7 separate regions of the Homo sapiens genome follow, and regions 1, 2, 3, 4, 5 and 6 are each linked to region 7. A link is a loop called in an ENCODE intact Hi-C map of the cell type or tissue named here. Cell type or tissue: heart left ventricle. All regions are shown on one strand. Region 1 overlaps ELL (elongation factor for RNA polymerase II). Region 2 overlaps ELL (elongation factor for RNA polymerase II). Region 3 has its middle 2.1 kb from the start of ISYNA1. Region 4 holds the start of REX1BD (required for excision 1-B domain containing). Region 5 holds the start of CRTC1 (CREB regulated transcription coactivator 1). Region 6 overlaps CRLF1 (cytokine receptor like factor 1). Region 7 overlaps UPF1 (UPF1 RNA helicase and ATPase).

What was found. Peaks named below come from ENCODE experiments on the same cell type or tissue, not always from the same donor. Only the 100,000 strongest peaks of a DNase experiment are listed, where the experiment ranks them.
Region 1: it touches region 7 in a loop (3-fold over the local background); 68 of 110 quality-filtered maps call a loop at or near these places.
Region 2: a loop joins it to region 7, with 5 times the contacts of the local background. A loop is called at or near these places in 72 of 110 quality-filtered maps.
Region 3: a loop joins it to region 7, with 3 times the contacts of the local background. A loop is called at or near these places in 58 of 110 quality-filtered maps.
Region 4: it touches region 7 in a loop (3-fold over the local background); 93 of 110 quality-filtered maps call a loop at or near these places.
Region 5: it touches region 7 in a loop (2.2-fold over the local background); 48 of 110 quality-filtered maps call a loop at or near these places.
Region 6: it touches region 7 in a loop (8-fold over the local background); 94 of 110 quality-filtered maps call a loop at or near these places.

The regions. Positions count from the first base shown.
Region 1 is chr19:18,467,994-18,471,993 of GRCh38, reverse strand. All of the region lies in intron 2 of ELL (elongation factor for RNA polymerase II), which reads left to right. Among named protein-coding and RNA genes, the nearest start is that of ISYNA1, 32 kb to the right of the region's middle. RefSeq lists silencers at 2,273-2,322, 2,363-2,472 and an enhancer at 2,636-3,273. In heart left ventricle, CTCF peaks have their summits at 1,564 (motif pointing left) and 2,249 (motif pointing left); a DNase peak (open chromatin) is centred at 2,213.
Region 2 is chr19:18,449,509-18,453,508 of GRCh38, reverse strand. ELL (elongation factor for RNA polymerase II) reads left to right here. Exons shown (of 12, transcript NM_006532.4): 7 at 1,861-1,957; 8 at 2,534-3,032. Among named protein-coding and RNA genes, the nearest start is that of ISYNA1, 13 kb to the right of the region's middle. RefSeq lists enhancers at 1,700-2,506, 2,507-3,313. In heart left ventricle, a CTCF peak has its summit at 2,420 (motif pointing left); a DNase peak (open chromatin) is centred at 2,388.
Region 3 is chr19:18,438,228-18,442,227 of GRCh38, reverse strand. No RefSeq gene overlaps it. Among named protein-coding and RNA genes, the nearest start is that of ISYNA1, 2.1 kb to the right of the region's middle. RefSeq lists a silencer at 368-417 and enhancers at 1,211-1,270, 1,431-1,550, 2,896-3,882, 3,883-4,000. In heart left ventricle, a CTCF peak has its summit at 1,627 (motif pointing left); a DNase peak (open chromatin) is centred at 3,398; H3K4me3 peaks cover 603 bases; H3K27ac peaks cover 1,558 bases.
Region 4 is chr19:18,586,431-18,590,430 of GRCh38, reverse strand. It overlaps REX1BD (required for excision 1-B domain containing), which reads right to left and starts at 1,633. Exons shown (of 5, transcript NM_001100418.2): 1 at 1,531-1,633; 2 at 1,354-1,436; 3 at 748-1,018. The coding sequence starts at 1,629. RefSeq lists a silencer at 1,286-1,805. In heart left ventricle, CTCF peaks have their summits at 837, 1,490 and 1,698 (motif pointing left); DNase peaks (open chromatin) are centred at 352, 860, 1,310 and 1,680; H3K4me3 peaks cover 2,285 bases; H3K27ac peaks cover 1,803 bases.
Region 5 is chr19:18,681,411-18,685,410 of GRCh38, reverse strand. It overlaps CRTC1 (CREB regulated transcription coactivator 1), which reads right to left and starts at 1,731. Exons shown (of 14, transcript NM_015321.3): 1 at 1,583-1,731. The coding sequence starts at 1,708. RefSeq lists a silencer at 1,742-1,831 and an enhancer at 2,042-2,341. In heart left ventricle, no CTCF peak of the experiment used is centred here; a DNase peak (open chromatin) is centred at 1,840; H3K4me3 peaks cover 1,750 bases; H3K27ac peaks cover 771 bases.
Region 6 is chr19:18,592,968-18,596,967 of GRCh38, reverse strand. CRLF1 (cytokine receptor like factor 1) reads left to right here. Exons shown (of 9, transcript NM_004750.5): 5 at 1-76; 6 at 178-346; 7 at 2,534-2,721; 8 at 2,861-2,903; 9 at 3,389-3,731. The coding sequence ends at 3,402. Among named protein-coding and RNA genes, the nearest start is that of REX1BD, 6.2 kb to the right of the region's middle. RefSeq lists enhancers at 186-245, 1-249, 3,411-3,912 and silencers at 2,278-2,667, 2,688-2,777. In heart left ventricle, a CTCF peak has its summit at 2,494 (motif pointing left); DNase peaks (open chromatin) are centred at 107, 1,806 and 2,537; H3K4me3 peaks cover 1,082 bases; H3K27me3 peaks cover 860 bases.
Region 7 is chr19:18,845,360-18,849,359 of GRCh38, reverse strand. It overlaps UPF1 (UPF1 RNA helicase and ATPase), which reads right to left. Exons shown (of 24, transcript NM_002911.4): 2 at 3,241-3,380; 3 at 1,527-1,616. Among named protein-coding and RNA genes, the nearest start is that of UPF1, 15 kb to the right of the region's middle. RefSeq lists enhancers at 282-401, 1,861-1,920. In heart left ventricle, CTCF peaks have their summits at 1,769 and 1,978 (motif pointing right); DNase peaks (open chromatin) are centred at 319 and 1,999; H3K4me3 peaks cover 348 bases; H3K27ac peaks cover 1,685 bases.

The sequences.
Region 1 (4,000 bases), 380 kb after region 7:
CGAAACTCTGTCTCAAAAAAAAAAAGAAAAAGAAAAATTGTCTTCCACGAAACTAGTCGCTGGTGCCAAAAAGGTAGGGGACTGCTGCATTAGGGCACACAAGGACCTTGGACATTTGTCTGGATTTTGGTTGGGAGAGAGGTTCATAGAAACTCAGCACCCTCATTTTTTTGAAATATGTTTTCTTCTAAATGACCATCTTATAGAAAAATCAGGGAATGAGAGAAAGGGTGAGTCATCTACCTTCTTTGACCCCCTGTTTTAGGACTCTTCATCTCCCCTAACCTACCCGATATGCCTTAGAATGGTTTGATTTTTCTTCTAGCCTTTATTGCAGGTTCCCCTGCATCTAGGCTGGAGTGCAGTGGTGCAATCTTGGCTCACTGCAACTTCGGCCTCCTGGATTCAAGTAATTCTCCTGCCTAAGCCTCCCAAGTAGCTGAGATTACAGACGCCTGCCACCATGCCTGGCTAATTTTTGTACTTTTAGTAGAGATAGGGTTTCACCATGTTGGCCAGGCTGGTCTCAAACTCCTGACCTCAGGTGATCCACCTGCTGCAGCCTCCCAAAGTGCTGGGATTACAGGTGAGCCACCACGCCCAGCCTTGTTTTGTTTTTTAAGAGATGAGTCTCTCTGTTGCCGAGGCTGGAGTGCAGTGGCACAACCATAGCTTACTTCAGCTTTGAACTCTTGGGCTCAAGGGATCCTCCCACCTCAGCTTCTCAAGTAGTTGGGACTACTGGTGTACACTACCATGCTAGGCAAATTTTATTTTTATTTTTGTAAAGACGGAGTCTCATTATGTTGTCCAGGCTGGTCTTGAACTTCTAGGCTCAAATGATCTTCCCACCTTGGCCTCCCAAAGTGCTAGAATTACAGGTGTGAGCCACTGCACCCAACTTTTTTTTTTTCTTTTAGAGTTACCATGTTGTACCTAAATCAATTTCTGTCCACAGCCTGAGAGCTCTGCACAGCTGGATGTGGGGATATGGACATGATGATCCATGGGCTTCCAGGTGCAGCCCAGGGTTCTGCAGAGACATGGAGCCTCTAGGAGACGTGTGTCTGTGTGTGCTGATAAAAAGATGCATTGCAAGCAGTGGGCTCAGACGACTGTGGGCTGGGGAGTCTGTAACCCTCAGGGCTGGCTGCAGACCTCCAGTAGGAGCTGATGGAGCAGTCCTCAGGCAGAGTTTCTTCCTCCTCCTGCCAAACCCCAGCCAGTTTCCCTCTTAAGGCCTTGGGCTGATTCGATGGGACCACCCAGACCATCGAGGGTCATCTCCTTTACTTGCTTTCAGTATCTGGTTTGTGGATGGTAACCATGTCCACAGAGTACCTCCAGGGCACCCCTAGACGGGATGTCATGGAATAATGAATCTCCAGGGGCTGCAGCCTAGCCAGTTGACACAACCCCACACTTCCATCAGCCCCAGTTGGGTCTTGTGGTCACCCTTTGGCCACCTCCTTTTTACCTTCCCCAGGACATTCTCTCAGGGGTCAGAGGTTGGGGGCAGGGGCGGGCTGGCCTGGGCTTGCTGCCAGAGCAGCCCCACAGTGCCCTCTGGTGTCCTACAGCAGTCACTCTGTGCCTTCTGCTGCTGCCTGACCACCCATGCCCCTCTACCCCAACCTGAGCAGTGGGGGGGCCCCTCATCCCCAACCCCCATCTCAGCGAGCCCGTCAGATGACACACTGCAGCCTGGCCATGGCCGAAGCACACAGTGGTGTCCTTGCGTGCAGCATGCCATGTGCCTTGACCTGGAGCCTAATAACATGTGTAGCAGGGGCCCAAGTCACTGAGAGAGACCTGGGGTGGCTACACAGCTAACCTCCTTCTAGAGACAGGGTTTTGCCATGTTGGCCAGGCTGGTCTCGAACTCCTGACCTCAGGTGATCCACCCACCTCAGCCTCCCAAAGTGCTGGGATTATAGGCGGGAGCCACCGCGCCTGGCCAGCTGCTTCACTTTAGTGGGCTGTTAGCTTTGGGGCTCTTGGTCCTGGGCCATGCTGCCGGCAGCCTGCCACAGAGCCTGCACTGGGCTCATCGTTGTCGGAACGCCCCCTGGATGGTGTTCCTTCATGGATCCAGTCAGCCAGCATCGCCCAAGCTCCTGTCTGGGGTCAGGTGGGGAGTGCAGCAGGCCCCAATTTGGGATGGATTTCAAAGGGAAGAGATGAACGGACTCTGGCAGGGACTTGAGCGGTGGTGGAAGCAACGCCCCCTGGTGGCCATGGTCAGGTCAGCGGGAAGGGCAGAGCGGGCCTTTGGGCCCTGCGGAAGCGCCTAGGATGAGCCCCTGTGGCCTGGGCTCTGTGTCTGTGAGCATGGACTAGTGCTTAGGTTTATGGCAACTCCTCCCCACACCCTATAACCTGGAGCCGGGACTGACCTCAGACATACCCAGACCTGCTGTGCGTGGGCCATCTGAGGGCCCCATGGCAGCCCACTGGTACGTGGGTCACTGGGCCCATGAGCAGTCCCCAAGGAGCAACCAAGACCCCATTCAGAAGGCTGAGCAGGGGCTGCGTTTCAAACCTTGTCCCAGAACCCGGGCAAGCTCTTGGCTAGTGCGAAGAAAGTGGCCGCATTCCTGGGCTGCTCCCATCCCGCTGGCTTCCCCACGGTCCCGGGCTGGTAACCATTAACCAGCAGCAAAACAGCCCGTTAATCAGAGGGCTCCATAGCGCTTCGTGTGCTAGGGGAGGCAGGGCCTGTGAGAACCTCGGTGTCTGGCTCCGGGAAACCTTTCCTAACACTCTCCCCACCTTCTCACCCCTGCATCCTGAAGGACGCCAACCGCCATGCCCTCTGTGTGTCTTCCCCTTTTCGCCAGCAGCACGACACTCTCCCGAGCATCAGCTTTGAGGCCTGTGTCACCCCCCTTCATGCAGCCCCTACTCCCCGCCACAGCTGCACACCTGGCCCTGGGCTCTGCACCTGGCCCCTGCTTCTAGGATGGAGTTTGGGGGGCAGATGTCTACACCTGTGTGGAAAAGATCCAAGCAGGGTGAAGGGCCACTATGAAGCCCCTACCCACAGAGAAGCAAGGTTGCTGGGCAGGCTCAGGCAGGGGGGCCCTGTCAGTGCTGACTGGGTGTACAGCTGCCCCAGGCCACAGGCAGTGGCCTGGTCTCACTGCCAGCTCTCTGCTGAGTGGCATCTCCCCTGAAGCCAGGGTGACAGAATGAGTCCTGCCAACCTGGGTGGAGCTGGGGTTTTCCTGGGACAGGGCTGCACGTGAGGGTGCCCAGCCCTTAGTCACTGTGGGGCAGGAGCCACTGGCAACTTGGGCCTCAGGCCAGGACCACAGGGGGCAGTGGGGGTTAAAGAGATGACAGAGGAGGGCGGGAGAGCCACCCAGGCCAGGCTCAGGTTCCCACAGCCACTCTTTTTGGTTTCCCTGGACGTGTGGTCCCCAGCTTCCCTGGCTGGCTCATTCTGGGTCACCATGTCACCTGTGCACCTGGCCACCACAGAGCCTCTCACAAACTTGAGCTTCCCTCATCCCAGCAGCGTGTTTCCAGTTTCTTGTATGAACGAGAATAAAAGTCACATCTGGGAAGGGAGGTGCAGGCAGGGCAGGGTGGCACCTGTGTGTGTTGGGTGAAAAAACACCTCAGTGGCGTCGAAGCAGGACAGATCTGGATGGCCAGGGTCACCCACATGGCTCTGGCTGAGGCTTCAGGGCGTGTGTGGTTGTTTGTGTGTGGGAGGTTGTGTTTCTGTGTGTATGGATTGTGTTTGTGTGTGTGTGTGTGTATGGATTGTTTGTGTGTGTGGGGGTTGTGTTTGTGTGGGTTGTGGTTGTGTGTGTGGTTATGTGTGAGTTGTGTTTGTGTGGCTGTGTGGGGGTTTATGTCTGGGTTGTGTTTGTGTGGTTGTGTGTAGGGGTTTGTGTGTGGAGGGGTTTGGTGTGGAGGGGTTTGTGTGTGGCTGTGTGTGTGGGGGTTGTGCATGTGTGGGTTGTGTGTGTGGGTTGTGTTTGTGTGTGGG
Region 2 (4,000 bases), 400 kb after region 7:
TTGTTTGTTCATTATTGCTCCTTGCAGGGCAGGGCTAACCCATAGGCAGTGTGCCCAGAGTAGCCAGTGTCTCGTTGTTTTGATTTGCATTTCCCTGATGACACATGGCATTGAGCATCTTGTTATGTGCTTTTAGCCATTTGTATAGCTTCTTTGAAGAAACGTCTATTCAGAGCTTTTGTTTTTCCAAGGACACGAAAACTGGCATTTTTTATTTATTTATTTTATGTTTTTGAGACGGAGTCTCGGTCTTGTTGCCCAGACTGGAGTGCAATGGCATGATCTCTGCTCACTGCAACCTCCGCCTCCCGGGTTCAAGTGATTCTCCTGCTTCAGCCTCCCAAGTAATTGAGGTTACAGGTGCCCACCACCATGCCCGGCTAATTTTTTTGTACGTTTAGGAGAGACGGGGTTTCACCATGTTGGCCAGACTGGTCCCGAACTCCTGACCTTAGGTGATCCGCCTGCCTTGGCCTCCCAAAGTGCTGGGATTACAGGCGTGAGCCATGGGCGCCCGGCCTGTTGATTTATTTTTTAACGTTTTCATCTCCCTGTGGAGTCTCTTTTCAAATGTATTTTCGTGTTCCTCTGTTTTGAGGTCTGACGTTTGTTGCCTGGAAGCTGCAGTGCAGCCGTTGGGGACACTGCACAGCTTGGGGCCTCTGAATCCCGATGTGCCCTAGTCCTGGGCCCTGTTTCTTCTTCTCCTGAGGCCACACATCTGGCCATCCTGTTGTCCAGCTGTGGCCCAGGTAACTTCCCAACTGCCTGGAGGAGTGGCCCGAGCCTCTTTGCTGCCTGACAGCCCTGGGCTCACTGTCCTGCAGCCCCACCAGCAGTGATGAGGATCTGGAGTAGAGCTGTGGGGGATGGCCCTGCAGCAGTCTGTTGTCCCCTGAGGTCGTGGTGCCTCTTGCTCTGGGCCCTGGATTCTCTGGATCCTGCAGCAGTCACCACTCATGCTTCTGCTATGCTTTCCGGTGTCTTCACTCCTCCTTTTGTCTCTGCCTTGCCTGTCCAGTGGATGCAAATGCCTGTTCTCAGTTTTCTGTCTTTAACTGGGAGTTCTGTTTATGTCCACATGGCTCTCCTCTCAGGCCACCAGGGAAGTGACACCTGCAGTGGTCTGTAGCCTAGCCCATTTGTTAGGGAGATGGGCTCTGGGTGTCACTGGCTGGCAGAATGGCCACGGCCCTGGACTTAAGTCTCTCTGCAGGGCCTGGAGGGGCGCTAGGCTGCCCTGAGATGGCACAGCCCCCGGGAATTGAACAGTTGGGTCAGAGAGGATACCCATAAGCTGCAGGGTTGCTGGCGGGGGTGGGGGATTCCACTTGCCCAGATCACATGGAGCGGGAGAAGGGGCATGCACTGGGGTGTTTCTTCCCTTCTTCCCCAGCTGCATCACCTAGTCAAGCTGGTGGCCACTCTGCCGCCCTCCAGATCCTGCTGTGACCTGGGCTTCCAGGAAGGCTGTCTCATCCTAGGCCAGGGCCCTCCGTTCTCTTCTGCATTTTGGACAGTTTCTGCAGTGAGCGTTCTGAACAGGATGAACAGCTGTCTTTAAAAGCAGGGTCCAGCACCCTAGCGTGTGTCCCTGGTCTCTCCGGTAGCAGGCACCTACACAAAGTGATCCTCCTCTGGGCTCAGGGGGACAGTGAGTGGGGAAGTCCTCCTTTGGGTGAAGTCGGGGGCAGGATGGCCTCAGGCCCAGGCTCCTGTGACCCCTTGGCCCTGCTCTGGATTTGGGAGGAGGGGGGTCCCTTCCTTGAGGCATCTCCACCGGGCCCCCATGTGGATACAGGCCTGGGGCCCCTAGGCCCCCTCAGCACCTTCTGACCTAGCCCTGCCTCTCCTTCGCAGGAAGCTGTGCCAGCCACAGAGCACTGGCAGCCTCCTTGGAGACCCTGCTGCCTCCAGCCCCCCAGGCGAGCGTGGGCGCTCGGCCTCGCCCCCACAGGTAAGTGAGGCATGCCTGGGGTGACTGTCCCAAGCACCTGCAGGGCACTCTGTGCTGCATCAGTAACCCTTGTCACCTTCCTCACCAGCTCTTTGGAGCATGAGCTGCTCCAAGTTGAGCCGCCTCCCTCCGCCCAGGGACCAAGGGGGAAGCTGTCGGGTTGGGGTTGGGGGCAGATTCCTGCCAGTGTGGCCGCAGCACCCCAGTGTCACAGTGCGGAACCTGGGACGGGGGGCGGCTCCCTGATGTGGGCTCAACCCTGGGCTTCCTGCTCCTGTGTCACAGTTATCACTGGGGAAGCATGCTGAGCACAGCAGCGCTTTAGACCAGTCCCCAGGGGTGGCCCGCTCACACACTGGGCCCTGCCCTCCCCCTGCATCGATCCCAGCAGGCTGATGGGCCCCAGCTGAGGCCACCCTGAGCGGCACCTGGGACCTGACTTGGTGCTCGGGCGCCCCCATGTGGCCAGCGTGGGCCTTGCAGGCGGCGTTGGGTTTTCTAGCCAGGCCAGGGGATTGCCTGTTGCTGCTCAGCCACTCTGTGCTCCCCTCTAAAATGATCTCTGCTCCTCTCCAGAAGCGGCTGCAGCCTCCTGATTTCATCGACCCCCTAGCCAACAAGAAACCCCGGATATCGCACTTCACTCAGAGAGCTCAGCCTGCCGTCAACGGGAAGCTGGGCGTGCCCAATGGCCGTGAGGCCTTGCTGCCCACCCCGGGCCCACCAGCCAGCACGGACACCCTCAGCTCCAGCACTCACCTGCCCCCGCGGCTGGAGCCCCCGAGGGCCCACGACCCCCTGGCCGATGTCAGCAATGACCTGGGCCACAGCGGCCGAGACTGTGAGCACGGAGAGGCGGCTGCCCCAGCCCCCACTGTGCGCCTCGGCCTGCCCCTGCTGACGGACTGTGCCCAGCCCAGCAGGCCACACGGCAGCCCCTCGCGCAGCAAGCCCAAGAAGAAGTCCAAGAAGCACAAAGACAAGGAGAGGGCGGCTGAGGACAAGCCCCGGGCCCAGCTTCCAGACTGTGCACCTGCCACCCATGCCACCCCCGGAGCCCCAGCAGACACCCCAGGTAGGTGCCCAGGCAGGAGGGCGTTGCCGGGGCTCTAAGTACTGGCCCCACACCCGCCTCACCCTCATGGGGTGTCGAGGGGGCTCAAGCTGTAGAAGCCAGGGGAGGGGACCCTGTTGCCCCAGGCCCCATCAGATTTGCCCTGTGTGCCTGGCACCTGGCACCCTATGTTCCTGCACCTGGTCCTCTCCCTGCCTGTCTGGAGTGCCCGGTGCCACTTGCAGTCAATGTGCCAGGCCAGCACTGGGGGCCGGAGGCCCAGAGCCTTGTGGGGAACTGAGGCCGCAGAAGGGGCTAACATGCAGAGAGGAATGGGGCCCAGGCCCCAGCTCTGACTGCAGGGAAGCCCCAGGAGCCAGGGCCATGCTGAGGTCTGCTGGGGTTCAGGGAAGACAGTGGGGGCCCAGGCAAGCCAGCCCTATTCAGGGAGAGGCAGCACAGGTGCAGATGGGCAGATCCTGGTGGGAGAGGGATAGCACCTGGACCTCTGTAGGCACCGTGCGACTGTTGTGGACTGTAGGTTTCTGCTGTGGGGACAGGGCCTGGCAGGCTGGGATTGGGGAGCCAGGAGACCTGGGCGGCTCCGAGACCACAGCCCAGGCACCTAAACTGAGCAGCAGTAGCACCCGCCTAGCACCGTGGCCATGAGCCTGCGCAGCTGTTCATTTATAGGAACCAGCAGAAGCAGTGGCCAGCGTGCAGCGGCTGTTCCACCACCATGTGCGACAGGGGCTGCAGTGGTCCCATGTGGCGATGGCGGCCAGTTGCAGATGGCCACTTCGCTCTCGGCGCCAGCTGGCCCAGGGCAGCCCAGGTGGTGTCACCTGCTGTGCTTTTGGGTTGTGTCTCTGGGGAGGAGGCTGAGTCAGGGGATTCCTGGGATGAGGGTGGGAGCCCTTCTTTCATTATAGCTTTGCGTTGCTCAGAGGGCCATGCCCCGTCCCCTGCTGTGGCTGGAGAGCAGGTCC
Region 3 (4,000 bases), 410 kb after region 7:
TGTTGGGGTGTGTGGGTGTGGTGTGTGTTGGGGTGTGTTGGTGTGGGTGTGGTGTGTGTTGGTGTGTGTTGACCGGATGTGTGGTGTGTGTTGGGGTGTGAGGGTGTGGTGTGTGTTGGGTGGTGTGTGGTGTGTGTTGGGGTGTGTAGGTGTGTGTGTGGTGTGAGGGTGTGGTGTGTGTTGGGGGTGTGTGTGTTGGGTGTGTGGTGTGTGTTGGGGTGTGGGTGTGTGTGTAGTGTGTGGGTGTGTCACAGCCTGGTTTCTGTGGTGGCTGTCCCTGTCCTGTGGTTGGGGGTGGGCTGGCATCAGGAGGTGATGTGACCTGGGGCCGCCATAATGATGAGAAAGGGTTGTTCAGGGGCTCTGGCTGGGACCAGATAAGAAGGCAGAGTTTGCAGCCTACCTGAGCCGTTGCCTGAGAAAGGACCAAATCAGAGGGCCCTGTAGGTGACGGGGAGCGCGGGGGTGGGGGCAGGCTGGGTCAGGGCGGAGGGATAGGGAGCCATAGCAGGTGTGTGAGCACAGCAGTACCCTCTGGTGTGGATAGGGTGGGCTGAACCCAGCATTGGGATTCCTTGGCCCCCTGTGGCACCAAAGGCTACAGGAGTGGGGCTGGGGGTGGGGGAAACCAGCTGTGACTGTCTCCCTCTGATGAAAGCAGCAGCAGGTAACGGTAATATTACCTGTTCTTCCCACACTGGGGCAGGGGCATCCCCTGTGCCACTAGTGGGGATGGGGAAAAGGCCTGACGGGAGCGGCGGTGGTGCAGGTGGAACGAGCCAGGGGCCATGGAGAACATAACACTCAACCTGCCAGCCAAGGACAAGAAGGGGTGCATTTAGTAAGCGATAACACCGAAGAATAGGACCGTGGGCAAAGGTCCTGGGCCTGCAGCTGTGGGGGGGGCCTGGCCTCCCTGCCCGTCCGTGGCCTTGGCCCAAGTTCTAAGGCCACCCAGGAATCTGAGGGGCGCGGGAGGGGAAGTCATGCAGCCCAGTGGGGCAGCGTGTACCCTGCTCCCAGCATAGCCTGGCCACGCTGTTCTCCCAGGATAACATCTCTGTCCCAACATCCCAGGGCCAACACCAACCTCCTGCAGCTCACGGTCCTGCCTCCCCCGGCCCTCCAACGCCAGCCCTAAGCCAACTGCCCAGCAATACTCTGGCCATCACCCCCGCAGCCTGCAGAGGCCACAGTCAGTCCCCTGACCTTCCTGAGCCATGGATGCCATCAGTCTAGTGCCCCGGATATTCAGGAGAGCCTTCCCACCCTCATGACCTGGGCACCCTGGTAGAGAGGGGCTCAGAGCTGTTAAACCCTCTCCTGCCACCTGCCAGGGGCCCCAATTGTCCTCTTTCAACGGGCACCCCTGTTCCTGCAGCCCCCTCCTGTACCAAGCTCCACCTGGGCTCTGCAACACAGCAGTGACTCAGCCTCATCCCTGCCTTCAGGGAGCCCACACTTTGCTGGGGAATAACAGTGCATCTCACCACCGACTTCAGCACACCCAGGCCTGACTGTAGGGGCCAAACCCCCTCCTTCGGCCTTGTCAACTGCTGGGAGTGGAAGCAGCCCAGCCTCTATGCCGATTCCCTCCAGCTGCCCTGTGCCAGCTCCCATCCTCCGGCACCCTCTACAGGTGGCCCTGTGAACACAGGCTCCCCGGGGCTGGGTCTTGGGACCTTCCTCATGTCTCTCAACTACACAGGTTCCTGAATCACGTGTCGCCTCGAGGCACAAACTCCCCGATTCTCTGATCCTCCAGTACCTACAGGATGTCCAACAGTTCCATTCCCAGAGATGGTATCGGACTCCACAAGTTATGGGGGTCAGTCCCACAGGGCTGCACCTGTGTCAGATGCCACCTATACTTCTGGCAAGCAGGCTAATAAATTGCGAGTTCCCATGACCCCACTTCAGGTTTGATAATTGCTGGAACAGCTCACAGAACTCCGGAAAATGCTCACAGCCAAATGGAGGAGGCGCACAGGGCAAGGTATGGGCGGGCCGTGAAGCTTCCATGCCTTTTCCAGGCATGCCACCCTCCCAGCCCCTCCATATTTTCCCCTAAACCCCATTTTTTTTTTGAGACAGGGTATTACTCTGTTGCCCAGGCTGGAGTGCAGTGGTACAATCATGGCTCACTGCAGCCTACACCTCCTGAGCTTAGGTGATCCTCCCACCTCAGCCTCCCACGCAGCTGGACTACAGGTGTGCGCCACCAAGCCCGGCTATTTTTTGTTTGTTTGTTTGTATTGAGACGGGGTTTCCCCGTGTTGCCCAGGCTGGTCTCAAACTCCTGGGCTCAAGCGATGCGCCCGCTTTGACCTCCCAAAGTGCTAGGATTACAGGCATGAGCCACCGTGCCTGGCTGACTGCCTATTTTTCGGCTTAGGTTCTATGAAGAATGTGTATCAATGTGTTGAAACACTGTAGATCTTAAAGGGAGCAGACTGGGTGGGGGAGGGGGGCCAGCCTGCCCAGACTTCCTAGACTCTGGGTAGCATTCCTTCCTCCAGGGTATGGGCAGGACCCTCCCGGAATGAGGGTCTTCAAGGGAGCAGGCAGAGAGTGACCTTTGCCGGCTTTGTGGCTTTTTTTTTGTTTTAAGGGGAGAAGGGCTCCAGTGTCTCTGACCTGCCTTGGGGAAGAGGAATTCTGGTTTCTATGGTTTCCAGGGGAGAAAGGGGCTAGAGGCAGGAGGGCAGGAGAAGGTCGGAGAGACTCGATTCTGAGCTTTCCGATGCCCTGCTCAAAGCGCGGGGCAGGCCAAGGCCCCATAACTTGAGGCTGAGGGGAGTTTCTGTGTTCTGAGCCCCAACTGTCTCATTTGCATATATGTGATTGATTAAATCGTTGGCCACTGGTGATTGAGCTCAATGTCTAACCAAGAACCAGGAACAAACACCAAATACTCTTTCACACTCCCTATCCCCAGCCCTCAGGGTCTGCCCAAGACCCCAAACTGCCTCCCACGTAGCCAATTTTTCATCTGCCCTGTCTGGGTGGCTCAGGTGGCTTGGCCTGTAGTTTTCTTTCAGTGAACTCCTCTTCATGTCTCAAAACCCTTGCCAGCAGCCCCCTCATCTGGGGAGCCTGTCTTGCAGGGGCCCTGCCTGTGAGTTCCCACCCACTGGGGCGGGGGTGTCCCAGTCCACTTCCAACTCCCTCAGACTGGGGCCCCTTCAGGGTGAGGCCTGGACCCAGAGTCTTAAGCCCTCATCCTCCAAGGTCAGGCCCTGTCTCTTGCAAACGTTCCCAACTATCCACCTTTTGGGCCAGCTCCAGTGGTGGAAACTTTCCGGCCTCCAGGCGCTTGTTTTGGAAAGTTCCTGGGGGAGCTGCCCCGGCCTGCCCGCTGGGTTCCCACGCTCCCTTATCAGCGCGCATGAGGGGGGCGCCCTGCAGTGCAGGCCTCATTCCTCCCCTGCCTCGGCCCTGCCCGCCTGTGCGTCCCCTCCCCTTTCCAGCGAACAGCCTCCCGCTCCGGCCCACTCCTGCCAAGCCCTCCTGCTGCAGGTGGGGAAACAGGCCAAACAGGCCCCATCCTTGTGAGCCCCGTGGGGACAGAGTGACTTTGTCCCCCGAGATGGATGGGGGCGGACATGGGGAGCCAGGGGATGGGACTGCCTGGTAGGTGCTGCTGCCCACGAAGGGGGAGTAGGTGGCAGTGTGGCTCCGAGGAGATTCTGGCTTTGGAGTTCTGGTCCTCTGCCTGTTTCCCCTGCAGTGTCTCTGACCCAGACCCCCTACCTACCCCCCCGGAGGCCCAGCTTCCCTGCCCAGCTCCACCCCCTGGCTTGTGGCTGGGCTCATGTGTAGCCTCATTGTCCTCTTGTAAAGGGGGGATAGGCAGCCATGAGCCCCTGGGGGCTGCGGAGCGAGCGAGGTGAACCTATACGCGCCGCGCTCGTGGACGCCTGGCCACTTCCGCCAGGCGGGGACCCGATGGCCACGGTGGCTCTGGGTTGTCGGGCCTCGAACCGGGTCTCCAGACGTT
Region 4 (4,000 bases), 260 kb after region 7:
TTGCCCATATGGCACAACCCCGTCTCTACTAAAAAAAATACAAAATACAAAAATTATGCCTGTAATCCCAGCTACTCAGGAGGCTGAGGCAGGAGAATCGCTTGAATCTGGGAGGCGGAGGTTGCCGTTAGCCGAGATCGCGCCATTGCACTCTAGCCTGGGTGAGAGAGCAAGAGAGCAAGAGCCTGTCTTAAAAAAAAAAAAAAAAAAAAAAAACACCAGAAAGAAAAAGGCCAAAGAGACGCTGAGACGGGTCGCTCATGGGGGGCGTGGCCTAGGAATTCCAGTCACACACGGTTGCAGGGCCGAGCAGGCGGATCGCAAGAGAGAAATAGGCAAAGAACTAAAGCTGTGATGGAGGAATAATACGGAGGAGGCGTGGCCTGGGACCCCCCTCGCCTGTATCTACGGGAGGTTGAGGGTGGGACCCTAGACGCGGAACAACCAGAGTGGGTGGAGCATTGTTGGGGCGGGATCTGGGCATCTTGGAATAGCATTTAGGCGGAGCTGGGAGAAAGCGGGAGTGCTCTGGGAATAAGGACAAAACTTGGGAAAAAAATTGGGGATGAACAGCAGAGGGCAAGGTCCGAGAATCCCCAAGTGAAGCCTTAATAGAGGATTGGGGTGGGACAGGAAGGGGTGAGGTCTGTGTATGGGATACTGGGACCACCCCCCAACCAGGGGTGCGTCATGAGAGGAGCCGGCCAGGGTCCTAGAGACACGGCGGGGAAGGGGTGGTGGCCTCACCGTGCCCAGCCGCGTCTGCTCCAGCTCCTGCAGGCTGCGCACGTGGCCGGCGAGCAGCGGCTGCCTGCGAGGCCCGCCCAGCTCTGCTTCCACCGCCAGCACCTCCCGCGAGGCGGCGGCGAAGGCCTGGGTCACCCCGTGCACTGTGCTCCGGTAGCGCGCGAAGTCGTAGTCAGGGCCGCTGCGCAGGTACTGGCGGTGGCCTCTGCGGCATGTGGGGACCCTGAGGCCGCGCCCCCAGGCTCTCAGGCCCTGCACCGGCGCCAACCACCTGAAAGGCCCCCAGGAAGTGTCCCCAGACACCAGAGGGGAGGACTGGTAGGTAGGAAGGACGCTTCCTGACTCCCGCAGGGGAACGCGAGACAGGCCCACCCCTGCTCTTGGGGAGGAGAGAGAAGCCACGAAGAGTGAGTCGTCGGGTAGTGGGGACGTGCTGTGGGGCCTTTTTCGTGAAGGTGAGGACCCGGTGCCCCGAAATCCCCGCCCCATCTGACTCTGCAGCCACACAAGGACCCAGCTCCTCCTCCAGGCACGCCCGCCGAGAACACGCCCACGCCCGGAGCGGGCGGGGGACCGAACCCTGAGCCCCTCCGCGCCCCCACTCACTCCTCCAGTCGGCGGAAGCCCTGCGCGCGCTCAGCCTGCAGCTGGTGGATGCGCTGCACCAGCGTCCGGATCGGGGCGTCTTTCTGCGGGACAGGGGGCACGGCTGGGGCATGAAGCCCGCGCCCCTGGGTCTGCGCCGCCCGCCCCGCGCCCGTTCCCGCTTGGGCCTGGGCTCACCCAGGGCCACGCCGGCTCCTCGCGTCCCCGAGCTTCGGTGGCCTCCTCAGCAGCAGGCACTGCAGGGACCGTAGGCTCCGCCGCGGTCTCGGTGATCATGACTGCGCAGCCCTGGCCAGGCTCCGGAGCAGGCCCTTCCGCTGCGCCCGACGCCCCCTACAGGCCGGGAGGTCCACGGACCCCCTACCCTGCGGCCGGCCAGCCAGAAGGAAGAAAGGGGAACCAAGACCGCGGGCCGCCCAGTCAAGCCCACCCTTCTTGTTCCCGTCCAGGGCCCGCCTCCGATCGTGTTTTTCCTTGATTGTGCGGCTCTGAATACAGAACAGCTGTTAGCCTTGAGTTCGTTCCTATGCTTGTATCTCAACACCGACTTCCACTTGAAGCGGGTACTGAGCGTGGGTTTTGACGTTCAAGAGTGTTAAGTAAGCCTGGGCAACCTAGGGAGGCCCGATCTCTACAGAAAAACCAATTAGCCCGACATGGTGGCTCCCGCCTCCAGTCCCAGCTACTCGGGAGGCTGAGGTGGGAGGATTACATGAGCCCGGGAGTTGGGGGCTGCCATGAGCTATGACCATGCCACTGCACTCCAGCCGGAGCCACAGTGAGTCTGCCTCAAAAAAAGTGCAGTGGCTGGAACTCCACCAACATTAACAGAGATTCACTGGCTCTTCAGAGAATCACAGGGGTGAAGACAAGATTCAGTGACAGGGACGGTGTCAACAGCCCACCGAGTTGAATTGGGTGTCTTGTGTAATAGCCCTGAGCCTGGAGCATAGCAGGGGCCAGAACGACCTCAAAGTACAGAGGAGGCCTTGGAGCTTCCTGCTGGAGGGATACATGGGCTAGACAGAGCTTTGGAAAGCTTCCTCCTCCAGGGGCCCAGCCGGAGGAGCAGGAAGATGCTGGTAGCCTGACTTAGTGAAGAGGGACCAGCTCAGGTATGGGGTGACAGACACCAGCCTTTAAGGGGGAAGGGACTAGGCTGTTAGTGAGTTGGGAGTTTTTCTTGCCGATGGGTTCGTGGTCTCGCTAACTTTGAAGAATGAAGCTGTGGACCTTCGCGGTGTGTGTTACAGATCAAAAAGAGTCCACGGACCAGGAGAGTGAGCAGCAGGGCAGTTTATTGAACAAAGCGAAAGGAAAGCTTCCACATGCTGGAAGGGGACCCGGAAGGGTTGCCGTTGCTGGCTCCGGTGGCTAGGGCTCATATCCCTATGTTACCCCTCCCCTTTCTTTTTGTCCATTGAGAGTGGTTCTTTTTTCAATCCTCCTCTGGAGTGTTTTTTTTTTTTGTTTTTTTTTTTTTTTTTTTTTAGTGAGACAGAGTCTCGCTCTGTCGCCCAGGCTGCAGTGCAATGGCACGATCTCGGCTCACTTCAAGCTCTGCCTCCCGGGTTCACGCCATTCTCCTGCCTCAGCCTCCCCAGTAGCTGGGACCACAGGCGCCCGCCACCACACCCGGCCAATTTTTTGTATTTTTAGTAGAGGCAGGGTTTCACCGGGTTAGCCAGGATGGTCTCAATCTCCTGACCTCGTGATCCGCCCGCCTCGGCCTCCCAAAGTGCTGGGATTACAGGCGTGAGCCACCGCGCCCGGCCTGGAGTGGTTAATTCTGAATCCTTCACTCGATTGGTTAAGAACTCAAAACACTGAGTCACAGGGGTCTTCTGTGAAAGTCCCCAAACCTGCCCAGTAAATCCTGCCAACTCCACCCCTCAGTCCCCTCTCTCAACAGGAGAGCCCAACTGCTGTTGGGGTGTGGGAGGATGACCACTCTAATTGCTTCCTGCTGAATAGGGGCATAGAAGGGGTTCTGTAGCTGAGGTTTCCTCGTGAGAGGTGGTTTGGGTGTCAACGTCCGGGTATGGGCCGGCAGGCTGGTTTAGGGGTCCTTGATAATAGGTGCTGGTTGAAGTCATCTGAGGTTCCATCTGCAGTAACATTTCTAGTTTCATTGATTCTATTCAGGAAGAAACGAAAGGATGAAGGAACTGAAAAGACATGGGCCAAAGGTTACTCCTAGAATAATCATAAGGAAGGGACCTAAAAATGGAAGAAGCCAGTGGAGAACAGGCTGTGAGAACCCTGAGGTAGTTTCGGTTGTCCCACCATGTAGTCTGCTAGCTCTATCCTGAAGTCATTTAATTCCATCTCTCACTATGCCTGATTTATTGACATAAAAACAACATTCCTTGTTCAGAAAAAGGCATGTTCCTCCCCTTTCGGCAGTGAGGAGATTGGAGATCTAGTGCTCACTGGTTCTGGAGAACCACAGCTGCTAATGAGTCTATTTGGTCCTGGATTTGAGTAAGTTGGAGAGAGATTTCATCTAGGCTGTGAGTCCACTTCCTAGGTGGTAGTAAATCCTAAACCAGCCAATAGAGGAAGTAGTGAGATTGCTCTCGGCTGAAGCTTAGCATGAATGGGCACAGCTACTGCCTCTTCTGAAAAGGAATAAGTCACAGGAGGT
Region 5 (4,000 bases), 160 kb after region 7:
GCTGGGATTACAGGCATGAGCCACCACACCTGGCCATTTTCTTATTTTTTTTTCATTCATTCATTCACCAGCCATCTCTTTCTCTACATCCTGAGCAAGAATGTAGCTGCTTGGAGCTGGGAGGACAGATGTGGCACACTCACCGAGCATGCCTAAAGCAGTACCTGGGTGACAGTGAGCTCCCAATCATTACCAACACAGAAATGAAGACACAAATCCTAGTCTATAAGGTCACAATCTCTCAGAGAAACAAACAACTAGTTACAAAGTAACACAGACTGAAAGTGCTACCTAAGGAATCAGAGACTGAGGTTAAGTCTACCTGAGCCAGTCACATCAGTGGCTGAATCTGGAAACCAGGGATACGAGCATCTGCAAAGCCCACCCAAACCCTCCCCAAGGCCCCAGGATGCAGGAGAGAGGTCTCACCACACTGCAAGAACAAAGTGGAGATTCAGCATCACCTTTGCAGAGTGTGCTCACCACCCTGCCCCAAGAGGAAGGTCTTGCTAGAATGCCTGACAAGAAACTGAGGCCTGAGGAACTCGGGTGCCTTGCCGTGCTCAGACACCAGCCCCAAGCCCCTGCTCCTGGCCCACAGCAACTTCCCAGGTGAGATTTGCAGGGTATCTGCTCTGCCAGACAGGAGCCTGGCAGAACCTGGCCTGCCCCTGCACACCAAATGCGCCCAGCCACCTGAGGCAGACCTGGCCCTCCACCCTGGTCCTGAGAGGGCAGGGGCTGTGGTCAGCATCCCCTGTTCCACTGGGAGGAACATCACCTGGCCCCCACCATATGGGCTACATGGAGAAGGGGCAGCTGTCTCCACTCCAAGTTCCAGGACTGAGCACAATCTGCCTTCTTGGCCCCCCTCTGGACCCCCTGGGGGACAGGATCTGACCATTCCCTCAGCTGTCCAAGAGGGAGAGATCCCTGTCCCACCTCAGCTCTGCAAGTGGGGACATCCGTTCCTCCCCCAACACCCAGGGAGTAAAGGCACAGGTAACCATGACGTAGAGACACCGGTCCCCCTCAGGTAGCAAGAATGGGAGGGCATCTGTCCCTCCCAGGTAGCAAGGATGCGGGGGCACTTGCACCCTCACCCCCAGCTACCAATGGTGCTTGCAAGCAGCACCCAGCTCATACACCTGTGTCATCCTGCCCCCCCAGGTAGCAATGATGCGGGGGCACCTGTCCCTTCCAGGTAGTAATAATGTGGGGCACCTGTCCCCCTCGGGTAACAATGATGTAGGGACACCTGTCCCCTGTCAGGTAACGACGAGGTACTAGCACCTGTTCCCTCCTAGTAGTAATGATATAGAGGCCCCTGTCTCCTCCGGGGAGCAGTGATGCAGGGCACCTGTACCCCATCAGGTATGGATTTTGTGGGGTCACCTGTCCCGCCCACGACGCCCGGGGCGTGGGGACACCTGTCCCCCTCGGGCCGTGCCAAGCCCCGCCCCCGCCGCGCGCGCCCCGCCCCCGCCGCGCCCCCCCCCACCCCGCCCCGTGCACGCGCCGGACACGCGCCCCCTCCCTCCCTCCGCCGGCCCTGAAGGGTCGGCGCGGGCAGCCCCCTTACCCGCGCGGCCCGCGTCAGGCTCAGGTCCTTCATGACCTCCTCGAAGGCCGCCGTCTCCTCCGCCTGCTTCTGATTGTGCAGCGCGATCTTCTCGCTGAATTTCCGCGGATTGTTCGAAGTCGCCATCTTCTCGCCGCCACCTCCTCCTCCTCCTCCTCCTCCTCCACCTCCTCGCCCCCCCACTCGCCCGTGCCACCGCGCAAGCGCCGGCTGGGCCCACGGGCGGCGAGCAGTGCGCAGGCGCGCCGGCGGTCGTGAGCGCGGCGCAGGCGCACAGGAGCGGCGCGCGGCGCGGGGGCGAAGGCGCATGCGCGCGCCCAGGCGCGCGCTCGGGGCCCGCGGGAAGGGCGGTGGAGCGCGAGTGGAAATTTCAACGCCGACGCAGTGATCCGCCTCCTGGCCCGCTGGACAGCGGCCTCTGGGCTGTTGGACAAGGACCGCGGATCGGCTGGGGCACTGGAGCCCCCAAGAGGGAGACGGCCTGACCCAGATCCTCCCAATTCACAAGGGTGGGGCCAGGCACCCCCCCCCGCAAGGATTGGTGGCACCCCAAGTTGAACCTGGGTTTGGACTAAGAGCTCTGAAAACAGACTAGGGCGTTGGTCACTCATGCATTCATTCATTCAAGGAATATTTACTGAGCACCTACTATGTGCCAGGCAAACTGGAGTACAGGCGTGAACAAGCAGAGGTGATCCCTGCCCTTATGGAGTGTACAGTCAGAGAGGGGGCAGACATAGCACACAAATAACCAAGAACTTTTCAGATGGAGGTAAATGTGATGCGGTAAATAAGACCAGTGGCCAGCCACAGAACATTAGGGAGGGAGGCTCCTGCAGCCACCACAGACAGGGAGGCGGAAAGTTATCTTAGCTAAGACCTGAACCCTGCAATCGGCTCTCTCAGTCCATAAACCTAGCTGTTGCCCTTAACGACTTTCTTTTTTTTTTTTTTTTTTCCCTTGAGACCGAGTTTTGCCCTTGTCGCCCAGACTGGAATGCAGTGGTGCGATCTCGGCTCACTGCAACCTCCTCCTCCCAGGTTCAAGCCATTCTCCTGCCTCAGCCTCTCCAGTAGCTAGGATTACAGGCAGGCGCCACCACGCCCAGCTAATTTTTTTATTTTCAGTAGAGACTAAAGACCATGTTGGCCAGGCTGGTCTTGAACTCCTGACAGCAGGTGATCCACCCGCCTCGCCCTCCCTAAGTGCTGGGATTACAGGCGTGAGCCACCATGTCCAGCCGACGACTACTTTTTCCCATTCCCTTGCAATGGGCATATTGCTATTCTCTGGATACCTGAGCCCAAAGAACTGGAGTTACAGAGCTTCAGCCTTCCCTCTGCATACTTCTCCAGTCCAGTCTTGTTCAAGGATCTCTATTTTGCAACAAGGTGCTAACAGAAGGGTCCAGAAATCCCATCAAGACTCAGCAGTGAAGGAAGGAGCAGAGACTCCCCCGATGGCAGAGTGGTAAGCCAGGGAAGCAGGAGGGACTCTAACCCTCCCTCCCTCAAGAGAGGGACCCCCAACCACCAATATTGAAAGTTTATATTCAGGAGGCTGCAGGGATTTCAGAGTATGGGCTGGGTGGAAGCTAGGAAGGTCAGCTGGGGGAATTGATGATGGCTCTAATGGCACAACAAGCACACATTTTATTGGACTGAGGATGGCTGGAGGGGATGCTGACATCTTCCAAACATGCTTTGATTCATGCTTTACAACAGGTAATAAAATGCTCATGTTAAATATATATATATATATATCGATTTTCATTTAGAATGCCTTGGATATTGCCACTGCCCTACTTTATCTTTGTTTTGAGACAGAGTCTCACTCTGTCGCCCAGGCTAGAGTGCAGTGGCGCAACCTTGGCTCACTGCAATCTCTGCCTCTCAGGTTCAAGCGATTCTCCTACCTCAGCCTCCCAAGTAGCTGGGATTACAGGCATGCACCATGATGCTCAGCTAATTTTTATGGGATTTTTTTTTTTTTTTTTTTTTTGAGACGGAGTCTCTGTTTCCCAGGCTGGAGTGCAGTGGCACAGACTCAGCTCACTGCAACCTCTGCCTCTGGGGTTTAAGTGATTCTCCTGCCTCAGCCTCCCAAGTAGCTGGAATTACAGGAACCCACCACCACACCCGGCTACTTTTTGTATTTTTAGTAGAGACAGGGTTTCACCGTGTTGGCCAGGCTGGTCTTGAACTTCTGACCTCAGGTGATCCGCCCGCCTCAGCCTCCCAAAGTGCTGGGATTACAGACATGAGCCACCGCACCCGGCCATCTTCCTTCTTGATATGATTTTGCGCACTTTGGTAAGCTCCTATACTTTTTGCCTAACAAGCATATTCCTTCTCTCAACCCCACCCACTCCCTCAACTTTTTAGTGTCAACAACCCTTATTTGGGGAACACTGGTTC
Region 6 (4,000 bases), 250 kb after region 7:
ACCCGCCCTCAAGGATTTCCTCTTTCAAGCCAAATACCAGATCCGCTACCGAGTGGAGGACAGTGTGGACTGGAAGGTGACCCTCCCCTTCCCTGACTCCGCCCCTGTTCCTTCCAGGCCCCGCCCCCGCTCCTGCTAGGCCCCGCCCTCTACTCTGACCTTGTCCTCACTGTCCAGGTGGTGGACGATGTGAGCAACCAGACCTCCTGCCGCCTGGCCGGCCTGAAACCCGGCACCGTGTACTTCGTGCAAGTGCGCTGCAACCCCTTTGGCATCTATGGCTCCAAGAAAGCCGGGATCTGGAGTGAGTGGAGCCACCCCACAGCCGCCTCCACTCCCCGCAGTGGTGAGCACCCTCCTAGGGCTGGGTGATCCAGCGGCCAGTCCGAAACCAGCTAGAGCCTCTGTTTCCTTGTTTTCTTTTCTTTTTTTTTTCTTTTGAGACACGGCCTCATTCTGTCGCATAGTGGTGTGATCTGCACTCACTGCAACCTCTGCCTCCCGGTTTCAAGCGATTCTCCTACCTGAGCCTCCCAAGTAGCTGGGACTACAGGCACGCGCCAACATGCACAGCTAATTTTTGTATTTTTTAGTAGAGACAGGATTTCACCATGTTGGCCAGGCTGGTCTCGAACTCCTGACCTCGGGTGATCTGCCCATTTCGGCCTCCCAAAGTGCTGGGATTACAGGTGTGAGACACCATGCCCAGCCTGTTTCCTGATTGTCTCCAAGAGAGTAGAAGTCTCAAACTGGTGGCCCCCCCAGAGCTGAATGTGGCCCTTGGATCTATTTTCTTTGGCCTGTTGTTTGGAAAACAAAAAAAAAGTTTGACCAACTAGTAGAAATTTTAAACCCAGGAAGTTTTTACACAAATATCCTAGATTCCCTAGAAAAATAAATTATCTAGAAAATGTAACAGCATGGCCTACAGCCCCCACCAGCAGTGGTCTCCCCTTCTCAGGACCCTCACTCTCCATTTGCCCATCCCCATCTGGTCTGTTTTGGCCACTCAGACTCCCTCCTAAGAGGGGGCCAGTGAGTTTGAGACCCCTGCTTCTAAGGCCAATGGGCTGCCAACTCCCACTTTGATGGGCCTCAATTTCTCCTTCTGATCAAGGCAGGGGGATGGGAATGATTAGGTGCCTAGGTCTGCTTCCTCTTGCTGTCTGGGATTTCTCCGGGTCCACAGGCCTCTAGTCTCTCTTTTGTGAAATGAAACGAAAGCTGTTACTTGGAATGTCTGGCCTCCGTTTCCCCATCTGGAAGGTGGGGTCGAGAATCCCACTTGCCTTGGGCTGTTATGAGGGTTGGATGACATAATTTGTGGCAAGTGCCCACATGGTGGGTGCCACCTAAGTGTTTGCAGGCAGTTGGCATGGAGGTACTTATTGTCCCATCCCCCCAGGGTTTCACTGCAAGGGAGGCCGCTTTTTCTCAGGTGAGGACACTGAGGCTCTAGGAGGTCACACAGGTCTAAACTTAGTTCACCGGGAAGACCAAGCTCACTCTGGCTCGTGAGATGATAGGGAAACTGAGGCCCAGAGAGGGTCCCAGAGCTAGGGAGGGGTAGAGTCAGGCTCCAGCCAGCTCCCCAGCCCCTATCCTGGGCCCCTCCAGGTTCAGGGGTGGGCGGGAGCAAGCGCAGCCGGGAGGGGCCTGAGCCTTGGCCCCTGCTCGTGCCCGGCACCTGCGATTCTTGCACAGGAGCCAGCAGGCCGCTGCGTCCGCAGGGGAGGCTGGGGAGGCCGGGGAAGGCCAGCAGGGGCGGCGGGGGCCGGGGCCGTGCCAGGGCCTGTCAGCGGGTCCCCGGCTTTATTTATGACGTGAGGCCGATGTCCTTATCCGCCGGCCTGCTGGGGGCTGGCTGCAGCCGGCAGCTGGACCGACAGGCAGGCCTCCCACCTGGCCCTCCTGGCCCACTCCCTGTCCCATGGGCCCATGCTGGGGACAGTCCCATGGGGTCATCTTGCACTCGGTCTCCCTTCATCTGTCACTCTTCCTCTGTGTCTCTGTCTCGATCTCTTTGTCCCTATGTCCCCAGGGTTTCTGTCCTACCCTGATCAGGCCCTTTCCTCCTGGGCTGACACCCTTGGCTTTCACCCACCCTGCGTCTCCATCTCTCCATCCCTGGCCCCGGCTCTCTCATCCGTGCGTCTTTCTCCCTTTCTCTTTTTCGGCCCCCTGCTCTGTCTGTCTATCTCTATGTCTCATCCCCCCGGCTCTGGCCTCTCTCATTCTCCCCTCCCCCCACTCCACTCGCACCTGGCTCAGGCCACAGGAATCGGGTTCCTGGAGGAGATGTGGAGGAGGAGCCCCTTCCTTCCCCCTCCCCCCCACCTCCCCAGGGGCGCAGCCGGGCCAGGGGCGCAGCTGGGCTGCTGTGCAGGGCCGCGGGGAGGACTCGGTCCTTGAGAAACGGGGAGGGAGGTTCCCCGAGGGGAGCATGGTCCCGCCGCGCCGGGGTCTCCCCTCTCCTGCCCGCGCGCACCCCCTGCCGGGCGCGCTCTGACACTGCCGCTCCGCCCACCACCAGAGCGCCCGGGCCCGGGCGGCGGGGCGTGCGAACCGCGGGGCGGAGAGCCGAGCTCGGGGCCGGTGCGGCGCGAGCTCAAGCAGTTCCTGGGCTGGCTCAAGAAGCACGCGTACTGCTCCAACCTCAGCTTCCGCCTCTACGACCAGTGGCGAGCCTGGATGCAGAAGTCGCACAAGACCCGCAACCAGGTAGGAAGGAGGGACCCTCGGGCGTGGGGGTGGGGACAGGGAGCTGGGGGGGCCCAGAAAACAGGGGAGGGGGAAGACAGCAGGCTGTGGACGCAGGTCTGCAGCCCCCACGACACCTCTGCCTTCCTTCCAAGCACAGGACGAGGGGATCCTGCCCTCGGGCAGACGGGGCACGGCGAGAGGTAAGGTGGGCCTGAATGGGTGGGCGGGAGGGAGCAAGGGGAGGGCCCCTTCCGGTGGCTGCAGGTCTTGTTCACACCCCCACGCCTCCCAACCCCAGCCTTAGAGTCGCTGAGATGGAATCCGTCCTCTTCCTTTGTTATTCATCAGCATTTACTTAGCACTTACTGTATAACTGGCATTGTCTCCTTTAGCCTAAGAACATTCAATGCCCTGAAAATGTCCGAAGTGGAATCTCCTCCGAAATGAATGAACATACTCACCCTAGTTAGCACGCATGGGCGCCTACTGCATACTGGCTCCGCGCCAAGTGCTTTACCTGCAGCTCAGATAGCCTCGCCAAGGCCCGGAGAGGGGCAGGACCCTGCCCAAAGTCACACAGCCAGAAGCGGTGGGGACAGGACACGAATGAAGCCTCCTTCAGTGGCTCTGTGGTGCGGCCCTCTCCTGGACTCCCTGCTTAGCTTGGCTTCCCCTCTGCCTGCAGGTCCTGCCAGATAAGCTGTAGGGGCTCAGGCCACCCTCCCTGCCACGTGGAGACGCAGAGGCCGAACCCAAACTGGGGCCACCTCTGTACCCTCACTTCAGGGCACCTGAGCCACCCTCAGCAGGAGCTGGGGTGGCCCCTGAGCTCCAACGGCCATAACAGCTCTGACTCCCACGTGAGGCCACCTTTGGGTGCACCCCAGTGGGTGTGTGTGTGTGTGTGAGGGTTGGTTGAGTTGCCTAGAACCCCTGCCAGGGCTGGGGGTGAGAAGGGGAGTCATTACTCCCCATTACCTAGGGCCCCTCCAAAAGAGTCCTTTTAAATAAATGAGCTATTTAGGTGCTGTGATTGTGAAGGTGAGTTTGGGGCCTGCCTGGCCTGGGGTGGGGGCTGTGAGATTTGAGGGGAATGTGAGGCGTCTTAATGACCCTTTGAGATTAGAATTTTCACCTCCCAGGACTTCAGACTGTCTATCCAGTATTTGCAAGGTCTGATTCTGAACTCCTTGGAGAATGTGATTCAAAATACCTGAGCTGGCTGGCTGCAAAGGCTCATGCCTGTAATCCCAGAACTTTAGGAGGCCAAGCTGGGAGCACTGCTCAAGGCCAGGAG
Region 7 (4,000 bases):
CTGCTCTGCCTTTGGGCTCTTCCGGTGTCTCCAGCAGCTCTGAACACGCCTGCAGGGCCTCCCAGCCTTCCTCACCGCGCCCTCTCTCTTCCCCTCTGGAAAACCATTCTTGCCAAAAGCTTCAGCTCAGCTAATCTTCTAACCCTTCTCCCTGCCACGAGGCCCAGGATTCTCTAACCAGCCATGGCCACTCTGAGCATCTCCAAAGCCCGACTCCACTCTGGAGCCCTGCCGGCCACGTGGGCAGAATCAGCTGTCTCCGTGTCTTCTCATGCATCCTCACCCTGTCACAGCCAAGATCCCTAAGGGCCAGCGGCTGCTTCCTCACCTTCCCCTGGGCCTCGCACAGAATGCTCAGTGGTGCTTGGCTCAAGCCTGTTGTTTCTCAGAGGCCCTTTTGCTCACTTCCCTGTTCTTGGCTATGCTGACCGGAAGCTGGGGTTGCCAGCTAAGAGAAGTTTTATTTAGTTGCTTTTCCTGAACAAGAGGAACTAAATGCAAACATAGCAACACTTAAATTACCCAGAAGATTCTGAAAATGGGACAAGAATGTCTTTTGGTTATCCAGAAGATACCCTTCTTTAAAATCTTTTAAAAACAGCAGCCCCTTTCTGGCCTTGCTCATAACACCATATTTCAAGTTACTAACTCAGAGATGCCACGAGATCTGACTGCTCCATCTGTAACCCTCCGAGACCCACAGCTGTCAAAGGCACAGGAGGGGCTTGTGTCAGCACAAGTAAGCCTGCCTCCGGGCTTTGGTCATTTTCTTTCTCCAGAACGTGAACCTCAGAAAAAGACCCCACACTTCCTTGCTAGCACCTCGGAGCTCTGCCTCCCAGGCTCTGCTCCATCCTCTCCAGCAGTGGAGTGACCTGTACACAGCAACCTGGAGGGGAAGGGGAGCCGCTAGCACGGGACCCACCAGGACGAGAGTCCCACCACTCGGGCAAGACCATCGAACTCCCCCCTTGGAATTTGGGCACTGGGAGAACACTGTCCTGTCCCAAACACAGAACAAGCGACACAGTCCAGCTGCAGCTGATCAACATCAGGAAGGCAAGCCCAGCGCCGACGGTCAAGTGAACTTAATTGAAGCCGATGATTCAGGATCTGGCCTGAATTAGCCTCCGGACAGCTCCGATGAGCTCAGGCCAGAGCAAGCTTGCTCAGGAACCAGCGCCCCTGGATGCCCGTTACTGCCTTGGGAACATCCTCCCGTTAATGAAGATCAGCGGGTGTGCCAAGAGCTCATCTTGCAGAAAAATCGAAATAAAAACTGGGAAGGAGAATTAAGCCAACCCTACTTGCATAATAAAAAGAGCCACAGAGAATAAATCAAGGGTAAATACATTAAGGCATTCACACACCACCATCTGTTTCAAGTTAAACCAGTCACAGAGGAGGAAAAAACCCAGGTTTGTTAGCGTGATTTTATATTACGCTTTGCTTCAACATTTCCATAATTTACACACAAATCTGAGCACAGCACTGATTAAACACACATGCATGGTCTGATTATCTACCTGCCAGAAGTATTTCCACGTCCGTTGCAGAACCACTTCTTGCTGGTATTACAGTAAACCACGCAGGCAGGATCGTGTATTCCACAGTAACTAAAAAATCAAAACAGCGACAGTTACAGCTGGAAGCTTGCTCTCTGGTTTTCATTTGGCAAGATGTGAAATTCTTTCCTCTGACAACATTTTTAAGTTCTTCATTAAACACATACTCAACCCCAACAATCCCAGTAACCAAATCAAACCAGTTAACCAGGGCTTCTCAAATCCAAGAATGCAGGGAAGGGGTATGTGGCAGAAGCTCCGAGGGGATAAGGAGCAAAGCCACCTCCAAGGAGAGTCCTGCTGGAAGGAGGCCTCACTCCTCCAGGGCCATTCTAGTCCCCGTTCTTTGGCCTGAAATTCAGGAATCCAGCCTCAGACCCAGTGGTCATGGTGAACTCTGGGCTCCAGCAGAGGGCACTGTGCTCCCAGGGAGCTGGGCACAGACCCTGCAGCAGCAGCGCCCTGAAGCTCAGGCCCCGAAGCCCAAGCGAGGAGCCTCGGGAGAGCCTCACCCCACCACTGGCTGTGGTTTTCTGAAAATCCACATACCAAACCCAAAAATACTAGCTCCCCAGAGCTGCACCAGGACTTATGGCCATCTCTGTGTGTTAAGAGAACACAATTACATACACGAAAACATCTGTAAATGAGAATGAGTGAAGAGCTGAGATGCAGGAAAGAGTGCCTGCCCACCAAGCCTAGCGAAGAGCAGCCTCAGTCCCGGAGCGCTGGGCAGCACGCGGGCAAGGAGCTGCAGGGAGGGCCCCAAGTGGGTGCCCACAGACAGAGGCAGGGCTCAGGCCCAAACCTGCCGTGACTGTCGCTCAGGCTGGAGTGCAGTGGTGCGATCTCGGCTCACTACAACCTCCGCCTCCCGGGTTCATGTCATTCTCCTGCCTCAGCCTCCCAAGTAGCTAGCTGGGACTACAGGCGCCCGCCACCATGCTTGGCTAATTTTTTGTATTTTTAGTGGAGACAGGGTTTCACCGTGTTAGCCAGGATGGTCTCGATCTCCTGACCTCGTGATCTGCCCACCTCGGCCTCCCAAAGTGCTGGGATTACAGGAGTGAGCCACCGTGCCTGGCCAAAACCTTCTCCCCTCTTCTAATCTACATTTCCTCACTTGTGTGTCACAAAAATACAGAAATAAGCCTCAACAAGGGACGATCCCACTCGAGATGAGAATTCTAAATTTGTCAACATGCAGGTCTATCCACTAACTACTGTCTTCACATCCAATTCTCCAGGCACGGCCAAGGCAGCGGGAGGCAGGGATGCCCCAGAACCCTGCAGCAACTGCTTTGTGAGGGTATCTCAGCTGCTCCACTCACCCTCCCACCCCAGATGCTCACCCAATGCCATGACAAATTCTTTCTATGAGTGAGTGCGCAGGTACCAGGCAATGCCCCCAGGGTCTGAGGAGGCCAAAGGAAGGAAAACTTTTCCCACCAGCTGGTGAATTCAGGGTGTCGGAGGTTGCTGAGCCCACCTCCTGACCGGTAACAGGCCTTGGCTGTGCACATGGCCTGAGCAATTTCCTTACTCCCGAGGACACCGCCACCCAGAGTCACAGCACAAGGGCGCCACCCTGTACCTGGGAGGTGAGTGTCCCAGGCCCATGCCAGAGGCACCCACCTGTCCAGCACATGCCCAGGCCCAGCTGAGCTCAGCTCACCTGCAGGCGTGTATGGGGAGGTCCTTCGTGTAATAGGTGTCTTCTTCATCTTCCTCGAAGTTCAACTCAGCCAACAACTGGCTGGTCTTGGCTACACTGTCGTCCACAGCCCCGTTCTGCAGGATGCCTTCGGGCCCAACCTGCAGCAGAACGCAGTGTCACCTGAGTGAGGCTGCAGCTTCCAGGACTCAGTGCAGAAGAACCAGCCTCGATGACTCTGGTGTGACACCCTGGCCTCATCTCTGCTTTGAGACAGTTTCCCTTGTTCTGACTGGATTTCACTCTTCTCTAGCAAACCTACCTGGCCAAAAAAGGGCCACTGGTGGCCTTCTACACCCCCCGGTCCCCCACACAGCTGGTCTAACCCCCGCCTAGCCACAGAGCCATGTCCATGCCCACAACCAGGATGCTTAGGAAGATGCTTCTTTCCCATGACTGAGGACCACAAGGAGCAGGGTGACTTTTACAGACTGACAGCAGTGTGCCCTGAGGACAGCTTCATGATGCCAGACCCACCACAGTGTAAGGCTCATCAAACACTACGAAGCTGCCACCCATGCAGATGTGGAAATGTCACTGGCCACATCCACTGCCACCTCACCCTCCCCATCCCTTCAAGGCAGCCCTCTCCTGAGGATGAAGTAGAAACTGAACACTGAGATACCCTTGGCAACCGAGGCCACACCCTCACTGAAGGCGCCTCTTCTATGTTCAGCAAAGGCAGACAGCGCATGGCTCTAAGTCATCAGGCCACAACTGC